Regions from separate parts of the Homo sapiens genome. Here region 1 is linked to region 2. Evidence: chromatin loops called from intact Hi-C (ENCODE). Cell type or tissue: OCI-LY7. All regions are shown on one strand. Each heading gives the region's core, and the rest is flanking DNA. Links, peaks and the distances in the headings are about the cores only.

Region 1 (4,381 bases), core at 318-4,317, 180 kb after region 2:
CATAAGCCACCATGCCCGGCCCACCAGCAGGATATCTACCCACAGACGCAGGCTGACACTTGCAGCGGGCTCTCCTTTCTTTCCTTCTGCCCTAACCACCTGCACACACCACTCCCACATACTCTCCTACACACTTGAACTCCCAGTCCTCTCCCTGGCCCAAACAATCCTCCTGCCCCATCCCCCAATGCCCTGTGTGGGAGCTGGCCCACAGTAGAAATCAATTTCATAAATCAATATTGATACTACTAATAATAATCACTACATTTGGTCAGTGTCAGTCTCTGTGCTAACTGCTTTACAAAGATGGCCTTAGCCCCACGACAGTCCCATCGGGTGGTAAGGGCTGTTAGAAGCCCCCATACACAGATGGCAAAACTGAGGCTCACGGCAGGGAACATTCGTGGCTCAAGCTGGTTTTGGAACTCAGGCAGTCGGAACTTCCGAGGGCGGCACCCTGCAGCTCCTTCTCCCCAGGGGATTTGACTCACATTCTTTCAGGAGCCAGGGAGTCCCCACCTTCACCCCCACAGAGACCTTTTGGAAGGGAAGGGCACAGAGGGGTAGGGCCCTCCCAGTCCAGGCTTACTGTAGCTGGGCCCCTGCTCACGGCTGTAGCACACCTCCTCCCAGGGGTCTGGGCCAGGGTCAGGGTGAGGGGCCCCATCGCCTGTAGATCCACCAACCTGCACAAGAGCCCCGTTCCCAGCCATTTTGCGGATGTCCCCTCACAGGAGAGACAGCTGTCTGTGTGTGCCACTTAGGGTGAGAGGGCAGCAGAGGGGTGTCACCATCATACACCACCTCACACGGACCCGAGCCCCACACACCCGCTCCCGGCACCCTGCTCACGGCGAAGCCACACGTGTAGGCGCTTGCCTCTAAGTCCCTGCCCCCCTTCCTCTCCCAACTCCCACCCTCCACCTCCCACCCCCATTCCCGCCAGAAACCAGAAGCAACTGGCGGCCTCTGGTCCAGCCAGCAGGCGCATCCCTTCTCGTGGGTGGGGTAGGGGGGCGCTCCCTCTCTCCCTCTCTCCCCCCACCCCCCACCCCCGCCCCCAGCCCTCGATGTTCAAGGTCAAGGCAGCCAGCGCACGGGGTTGGGGGAAGGGTGGGGGAGGTCGCCCCGGCCCCTTTGTGCGACGCCGCGGGCGCTCGCCCTCCGCCTCCTCCACCAGGCCCGGGAGGAGGGGGAGGGGAGCGCCTCGCTCGCCTGCGGGGAGGGAGGGCGGGAGCGGCCGAGTGCCTGTCACTTGGAGCCCGCTGTCACCGCCTGGGAACGGGGGGTGGGGAGCGCTGGGACGTGGAGTCCGGGATCCCGAAGAGGAAGCAAGAGCGAGATGGAGAGGGGGAAGGGGAGGTGTGGAGAGCGCGAGGGATGGCAAGGAGAGGAGAGGGTCAGGAGGGGCCAGGCTCGGACCCAGGCTTCCGGATTCCCAGCCACCGGGCCCGGGAAGAGGCGAACGCTCGGAGGACCGCGGCCAGGGAGAAAGGGAGGGAATCCCCGGAGACCGAGGGCGCTCCCGGCACCCCCTCCTGGGCAGCCGGTCCCCAAAGGGATCAGAGATGCTCCCGTTTGATGTGTATGCGCGGGGAGAGGGAGGGATGCCGCGGTCCAGACTGACGGCGGGTTCGGGGCTTCCAGTTCCCGGGATCCCGGGAGGAAAAAGGGGAGGCAGCGGGGATGGAACTGGGGACCCCCGACGTCTCAGCTCCCACCCTGCGGCCGCGAGGGCCGGGGTCCTCAGAGAAAGAAGGGGAAAGAGAGAAAGGCGCTTTGATGAGCGGAGAGCGGGTGATGGAAACCCTGGAGACCGAGGTCCGGACTTAGGTGTTCGAGCTTTCAGCCCCGGCCGGGGCAGGCCCGGCACCTCCGGAGACCCTGAGGGAGAGATGGAGGAGAGGGAAACCCCTACCCCCACTCTGGGTGGGGAAACGGCCTCCGCCACCCCCAGCCCGCGCCGCATTCCTTCACTGACAGCGACAAAGAAGAGGCGCCCCCGCGACCCTGGAGGGGCTCCCGCCCCCAACCCCAGGGGGCGACAGGGGGTGGGGACCCCCGGGGCAAGGGTTCGCGCTGGGGGCCCCCATTCAACTACGGTCCGCGCGCTGCGTCCCCCTCCTCAGCCCCAGGGCGGGCGGGGGAAGGGCTCCTGGTGGGGGGGTCTGGACAGGGGGCGGGGACGGCAGGGACACTCACGACTTGAGCGGGTTCTGAATGGCGGTGGCCATGGCCCGCTCGGCTGGGCCGCCTCCGGCCCGGGGCGCCGCTGCCGCCGCGCGCGGGCCCAGCCCGGCCTGCGCCGCCCGCTCTGCCGCCCAGCGCGCTACGATTTCATTCATTCTTGGGGCTGCGGCGCGAGCGGAGCGGGGCGGGCCGGGGGCGGGGCTCAGCCAATCCCCGCGCCTCCCAGCGCACGACGGGACGTGGAGTCTAGGGGCGCGCGGCGGCGCCCGAGGGCGCCCCTGCCCGGACTACACGTCCCAGGGGGCGTCAGGAGGACCGCGCTCCCATTGGCTGCTGGGGATACAGGGAGGGGCGGGGCTCCCCCCAGAGCATCTTTCCTCCCTCCCTGGGAGTGCTCGGTCTCCAACTCGGGATCTCCACCCTCCAGGCACCGCGGGCGCGGAAGCAGGTGGTCCCTAGCTTCTAGATGTCCCCAGGGTATGTGGATGACCCTAGGGTCTGTCGTGTATTCTTGTCTAGGCCTATTTGGGTGTCTCTTCTATGTCGGACAGCCTGTGAACAAGCACAGGGGTTAATCAGTGCCTTTGTTCATTTACTGAGTGCCTGCTGTGTTCCAGGAACTCTTCTAGGCACTGGGGATACAGCAATGACCAAAACAAAGTTGCCGCTCTCAAGGAGCTGACATTCTAGTGGAGAAAGACAGATAATAAGAAAATAAATAGATAAAATCATTTCAGACAGTGAAAGGTGCTATAAAGAAAAGAAAATGGGGCCAGTCGTGGTTGCTCATCACTTTGGGAGGCCTGTAATCCCATCACTTTGGGAGGCCAAGGCAGGTGGATCATCTGAGCTTAGGAGTTCAAGACCAATATGGGCAACATGGCGAAACCCCGTCTCTACCCAAAATACAAAAAATTAGCTGGGTGTGGTGGTGCATGCCTGTAGTCCCAGCTACTCAGGAAGCTGAGGTGGGAGGATCACTTGAGCCTGGGAGGCAGAGATTGCAGTGAGCCGAGATTGTACCACTGCATTCCAGCCTGGGTGACAGAGCGAGACCCTGTCTCAAAAAAAAAAAAAAAAAAAAGAGAGAGAGAGAGAGAGAAAGAAAGAAAAAGAAAAAGAGAAGAGTCCAGGCACACACCTATAATCCCAGCACTTTGGGAGCCTGAGGCAGGAGGATTGCTTGAGCCCCATAGCACAAGACCAGCCTGGGCAACATAGTGAGATCCCATCTCTGCAAAAAGTTTAAAAATTATCTGGGTGTGGTGATGCATGTCTGGAGTCTCAGCTACTCAGGAGGCTGAGGCAAGAAGATCACTTGAGCCTGAAAGTTGGAGGCAGTAGTGAGCTCCAGCCTGGACAACAGAGAGAGTCTCCGTCAAAAGCAAGAAAGCAAGCAAGCAAGCAAGAGAAAGAAAGAAAAAGAAAGAAAAGAAGAAAATAAAATAGATTCAGCAGAACACAGATTCCAGAAAGAAAAAAGAAGCAAATAAAAGATAATTTTAAAAAAAGAAAACAGATTGATTTGAAGGAGTGAAGAAGTGGCTTCTCTGAAGAGATGACATTTGAGCTAAGGTCTAGAAGTTGCCAGCATGCACTAAGAAGCATGTCTAGGCACAGGATCACCAAGTGCAAATGCCCTGGGCTGGGAACAAGTGTGGCATGTTCAAAGATCAGGAAGCAATTGAGTGTGACTGGAGCAGAGTGAGCAGGGGGAGACAGCCTGGGGAGAGAGCAAGGACCCGGCTCATGTAGTACCTTGTAGGTCATTATAAAGAAAATGGATTTTGTTCTAAGTGCAATCAATCATCCTGAACTCTCCTTCTCCTCTTCTTTTTCGCACACACACTCCAAGCCCATCGGCAAATTCTGTTGTCTCTACATTCAAAACATATCCAGATTCCACCCACTCTCTGCACTTCATGGCCTGCACCCCAGTCCTGTCCATCATTGTCTGCTGCCTGGACTATGGTAGCAGCTTCATCACTGGGCTCCTGCCCCTCAAGTCTGCTCTCCCCACACAGCCAGAGCAGGCTATCTGAAGCATATCTCTGTGCTGAGCACAGTGGCTCATGCCTGTAATCCCAACACTTTGGGAGGCCAAGGTGGGTGGATCACTTGAGGTCAGGAGTTTGAGACCAGCCTGGCCAACATGGTGAAACCCCATCTCTACTAAAAATACAAAAATTAG
Region 2 (4,381 bases), core at 285-4,284:
CGGGGAGGGGAGTTTCCAGATTACCTGTGTCTCCTGGGCATGGCACAGGAAATGACTCCTTCATAGGCTGAGAGTTTTGGGAGGCCCTGTGCCACAACCCCCCAGCAAGAGCCCACATGAATCCGCCATCTCGCCCGCAGCCTGGGGATGCTGCTGGATTTTCCGGGTGTGGAGGGGCCCAGGTCCCCCGAGCAGCTCCTCTGACCCCGCAACCCGGCATCTCCTGTGCCCGAGTGGCGTCTGTCAGTTGCTCAGTAAGTGGAGGGCTTTGCTGTCCCTTCTGCTGTACCCACAGCTGCCCGCTCAGAGCAAGGTGGCTCTGATCCTGCAGGAGGGGGCTCTCTTTGAGAGCACTTGGGTGTATCGTGTCTCAGAAAACCCACATGGCTTGTAGCTGTGGCTGCCTAACAGCACCACCTGGGTGGTTGAGTGGCTCTTCCAGAGACCCTTAAGTGGATGGGCTCCCCAGCCAGGCGTGGTCCCCACTGCTAAGTATGTTATAGGTGTTGACCCACTTAGTCCTCCCAAAAACCCTGTGAGGCAGGCACTATCCAGTTTTACACATGAGGAAACTGAGGCACGGATAAGTTGGGTTGTTTGCGTGAGCCACACAGGTAGGAAGTGGCAGAACCAGGATTTGAACCCAGACCATCTGGCTTCATAATCACTCTGCTATACTTCCTGCCAGCCTGTTCTCCCCCGCCGACACACACGCACGCACACACGCACGCACTCACACACACTCCTACACATTCCTCTCTCTGTCATATCACCTGGTTTATTTTCTTCATGGCACATATCACAGTGGATTTGTGGGCTTGTGTATTGCCTGTCTACACCCTATAGTATAGCCTGTGAGCTCCTGTTTGACCATAGGAATTCTGTGTCTTGTGCATTGCCATATCCCCAGCATCTAGAACAGGACCTGGCCCGAAAGAGCTGCTCAGTAAATATTTGTTGAATGAATGAACCGACATGGCCAGTGACACAATGTCTCACTGGGTAGGTTTGTGTTATTTTTTCCTCCTTCGACCTCGATCCCTCCTGCCACTCACTTTATAGTAGAGGCAGTCACAGGCGATCTGTGGGTAGAGCGATGATTGAACCCGGGCCGGGCTGACCCCAGAGCGCACGCTCCTTTGCCCGCCCCTGCCACACTGGTATCTTTCCCTTGATGCTGACGGAGGGATGTGACACCGCAGCCAGCCAGGTCTCCTCATGGAGGGCCTCGGACCACGTGTCATTTTAGAGACCCCAGCGGCAGTCCAGATCCTGAAGTCCGACCTTTGATTCAGGAACAGAGCAGCTGCAGGAGTGCCAGGCTGGGCTTTCTGGTCCTGTCTCTCATCCTCAGCTCCAGTCAGCTGGGGATTAACCCCCTGCCGTCATCAGGAGAAATACAACATGGGAAACCGGCGGTAACTCCACTGTGGTAAAGGATGTGAGGGAAACAGTGACCCACTGCAGAGGGTTTCCTGAGCTCTCGTGCACAGAGAATCGTGCGTGTGCCTCTGGGTGGGCAGGGGACATGCAGCCTGGGTGAACATTTCCCATACACTAGGATGAATTGGCCCTTCCTGTTCATGCCTCTAATGCCCCATTTCCCTCCTACAGAGATTTTCTCTTGTTTAACAATTAAAAGATAGCAGGCTGCTTTGTGGTTCTCAGTCAGGATGCTTTTTAGTTGCAAGTAACAACCCTGGCACCATCTGGCCAATGGTTAAGACATGTGATGTGTTCTAGAAGCCCAGGGGTGGATGGGCACCAGGTGGATAGGATCAGCAGCTCAAGCATGTCTGTCAGGGACTCAGGTTCTCAGCCTCCAAAGGCCTCTGTATGCCTCTTGGTTCCAGAATGGCTTCCAGTGATAATCAGGGCCACTTGCCCTTGTCCACAGGCATCAGGAGAGAGAGAACACACCCCACTGATGGTTATAAGTGGTTCCCCTCAGTCTACAGCTGGTCCAGCTGAGGTCACGTGCCCCTCAACCAGGCCGGTCAAGTTACTAGAGGAATGCCACATCCTGATCACTCTTGACCAACTGGGTTCTGTTGTCTAGTAGCTGAAAAAAGCAGAAGTGGAAACTGAGTAGACAACCATTAATGCCTGCCAAGCTCAGTCCCTGACCAAGTCCCCTCCCTAAGTTAGCAAATCGTGTCAGGCCCAACAGATTTTGTGGCATTTGAGAACAAAGAAGTGTGGTTTTCTTTTGAAGAAGTTTAGTGACTTGCGTCCAATTTCTGCCTCCTGCATCATCCACCCTCAGTTAACACCCAAAAAAGGGGGCAGGCTGGGCGCGGTGGCTCACACCTGTAATCCCAGCACTTTGGGAGGCTGAGGCGGGCAGATCATGAGGTCAAGAGACCATCCTGGCTAACACGGTGAAACCCCGTGTCTACTAAAAATACAAAAATTAGCTGGGTGTGGTAGTGCACACCTGTAGTCCCAGCTATCGTGAGGCTGAGGCAGGAGAATCGCTTGAACCCAGGAGGTGGAGGTTGCAGTGAGCTGAGATTGCGCCACTGCACTCCAGCCTGGGCGACAGGGCGAGACCCCATCTCAAAAAAAAAGCGGGGGGTGGACAGGGGGCAAGTGGAGTCTGGCTGCCAAAGACTACTTGTCTGATGGTGGGGAAAAAAAATGGGTGTCTCCTCCCTTGTCACTGGGAAGGTTTTTGTTTCTCTTTCCATCTTCATCCTCTATAGGTCCTTTCATTCCTTCCCCCAGTCTGAAATATTTCCGGTGTGTCTGTAGCTGTGCACACATCCTTGCAAAATATATATTGAGGTTTGAGTAAAGAGTCAGCTTCCGGGGTTTGGAGCTCTGTATCTCATTCTTTCGGTTTCTTCTGGTTTTCACCAAATAGCATGTGTTCGCCATCTAGCCACGTTGCTGGATGTGTGTCCAGTGTATGGCGTCTGGCAGCTGAACAGTTGTACATGCTGTACATCTGCCACGGCTCACGTGTCTGGTCCCCTGGTGTTGGGCATCCAGGTTGCCCCTAGCTCCACCCCACTTCAAACCATGCTTCAAGTGAGCATCCGCCTACCTTTGCCTTAGGAACCCATGGGGCTTACCCCCAGGAGTCAGTTGCAGCCGGAGATAGGCATTCTCTCTCCCCAGGGGTGGGATTAAGGCACCTGCCACAACACCCAGCTAATTTTTGTACTTTTGGTAGAACTGGGGTTTTGCTCCATTGGCCAGGCTGATCTTGAACTCCTGAGCTCTCTATGAGGCTGCTCTGACCCGCGTTCCCCCGAGAGCACAGGAGGGTCCCGCTTCCCCATACCTCTCGCCACTTTGCTGTTGTCCTGCTTCCCAGTTTCACCAATCCGAAGGGTGTCAAGTGGGGTCTCCGGGGTTTTAATGCTCTGATGGTGAGTCTGGCTGAGTGCCTCTTCATGCCCCTGTTAACCTAATTCAGGCTCCCCTTTCCAAGAGAGGCCCAGTCAGCACAGGCATTGGAAGGCAAATTCTGGAGCCGGTGACCTGCGTTTGAATCCTGACCCTGCCATGTAACCCAGCAAGTTAGTTCACCTCTCTGAGCCTCAGAGCTGCCATAAATATAAAATGGAAATAATAGTAGTATCTATATTGTAAGGTATTTTGAGGATTAAATGAGATAATATATGTAAAGCATTTAAGACAGTGCTGGCTGGGCATGGTGGCTCACGCCTGTAATCCCAACACTTTGGGAGGCCGAGGCAGGTGGATCACTTGACGTCGTGAGTTCGAGACCAGCCTGGCCAACATGATGAAACCCCGTCTCCACTAAAAATGCAAAAATTAGCCCGACGTGGTGGCGCATGCCTGTAATCCCAGCTACTCAGGAGGCTGAGGCAGGAGAATCCCTTGAACCCAGGAGGCAAAGGTTGAAGTGAGCCAAGATCACACCACTGCACTCCAGCCTGGCCAACAGAGTGAGACTGTCTCAACAATAACAACAACAACAAAAAAACAGCGCCTAACACATATGTGATCTGAAAGCATTAGCAATTATTATCACTATCACCGTCATTATTATTGTTTTAAAGTTTCTAAACTTTCAAATGTTGTATCCTTTCACTTTCAATGCACGTCAGAATGGCTCTGCCTGTGGAGGAATTTCTGGCTTCTCCTGGGTCGTCCAAGAGACAATATAGTCAAAGTTGTCCGAAGAGCAGGCTTGGAGCTACTCCTTTCTTTCACATTTGAGTCGAGTGCTGTATATTCATTTCCACGTGTGTAGTTTTTAATTTTTAAAAGTATGATGTGTGCGCTGGGCATGGTGGCTCATGCTTGTAATCTCAGCACTTTGGGAGGCTGGGGCTGATGGATCACTTGAGGCCAGGAGTTCAAGACCAGCCTGGGCAACATGGCGAAACCCCATCTCTACAAAAAA

Evidence for each region. Peaks named below come from ENCODE experiments on the same cell type or tissue, not always from the same donor. Only the 100,000 strongest peaks of a DNase experiment are listed, where the experiment ranks them.
Region 1: a loop joins it to region 2, with 7 times the contacts of the local background. A loop is called at or near these places in 3 of 110 quality-filtered maps.

Annotation. Positions count from the first base shown.
Region 1 is chr19:38,227,357-38,231,737 of GRCh38, forward strand. It overlaps a transcript of DPF1 not described here. Among named protein-coding and RNA genes, the nearest start is that of DPF1, 5.3 kb to the left of the region's middle. RefSeq lists an enhancer at 123-893 and a silencer at 2,244-2,623. In OCI-LY7, for the core only: no CTCF peak of the experiment used is centred there; a DNase peak (open chromatin) is centred at 2,465; H3K4me3 peaks cover 1,435 bases.
Region 2 is chr19:38,046,521-38,050,901 of GRCh38, forward strand. All of the region lies in intron 2 of SIPA1L3 (signal induced proliferation associated 1 like 3), which reads left to right. Among named protein-coding and RNA genes, the nearest start is that of SNORD152, 110 kb to the right of the region's middle. RefSeq lists enhancers at 1-300, 1,169-1,917, 2,571-3,100. In OCI-LY7, for the core only: no CTCF peak of the experiment used is centred there; DNase peaks (open chromatin) are centred at 691, 1,741, 2,091, 2,911 and 1 weaker place; H3K4me3 peaks cover 3,142 bases; H3K27ac peaks cover 4,000 bases.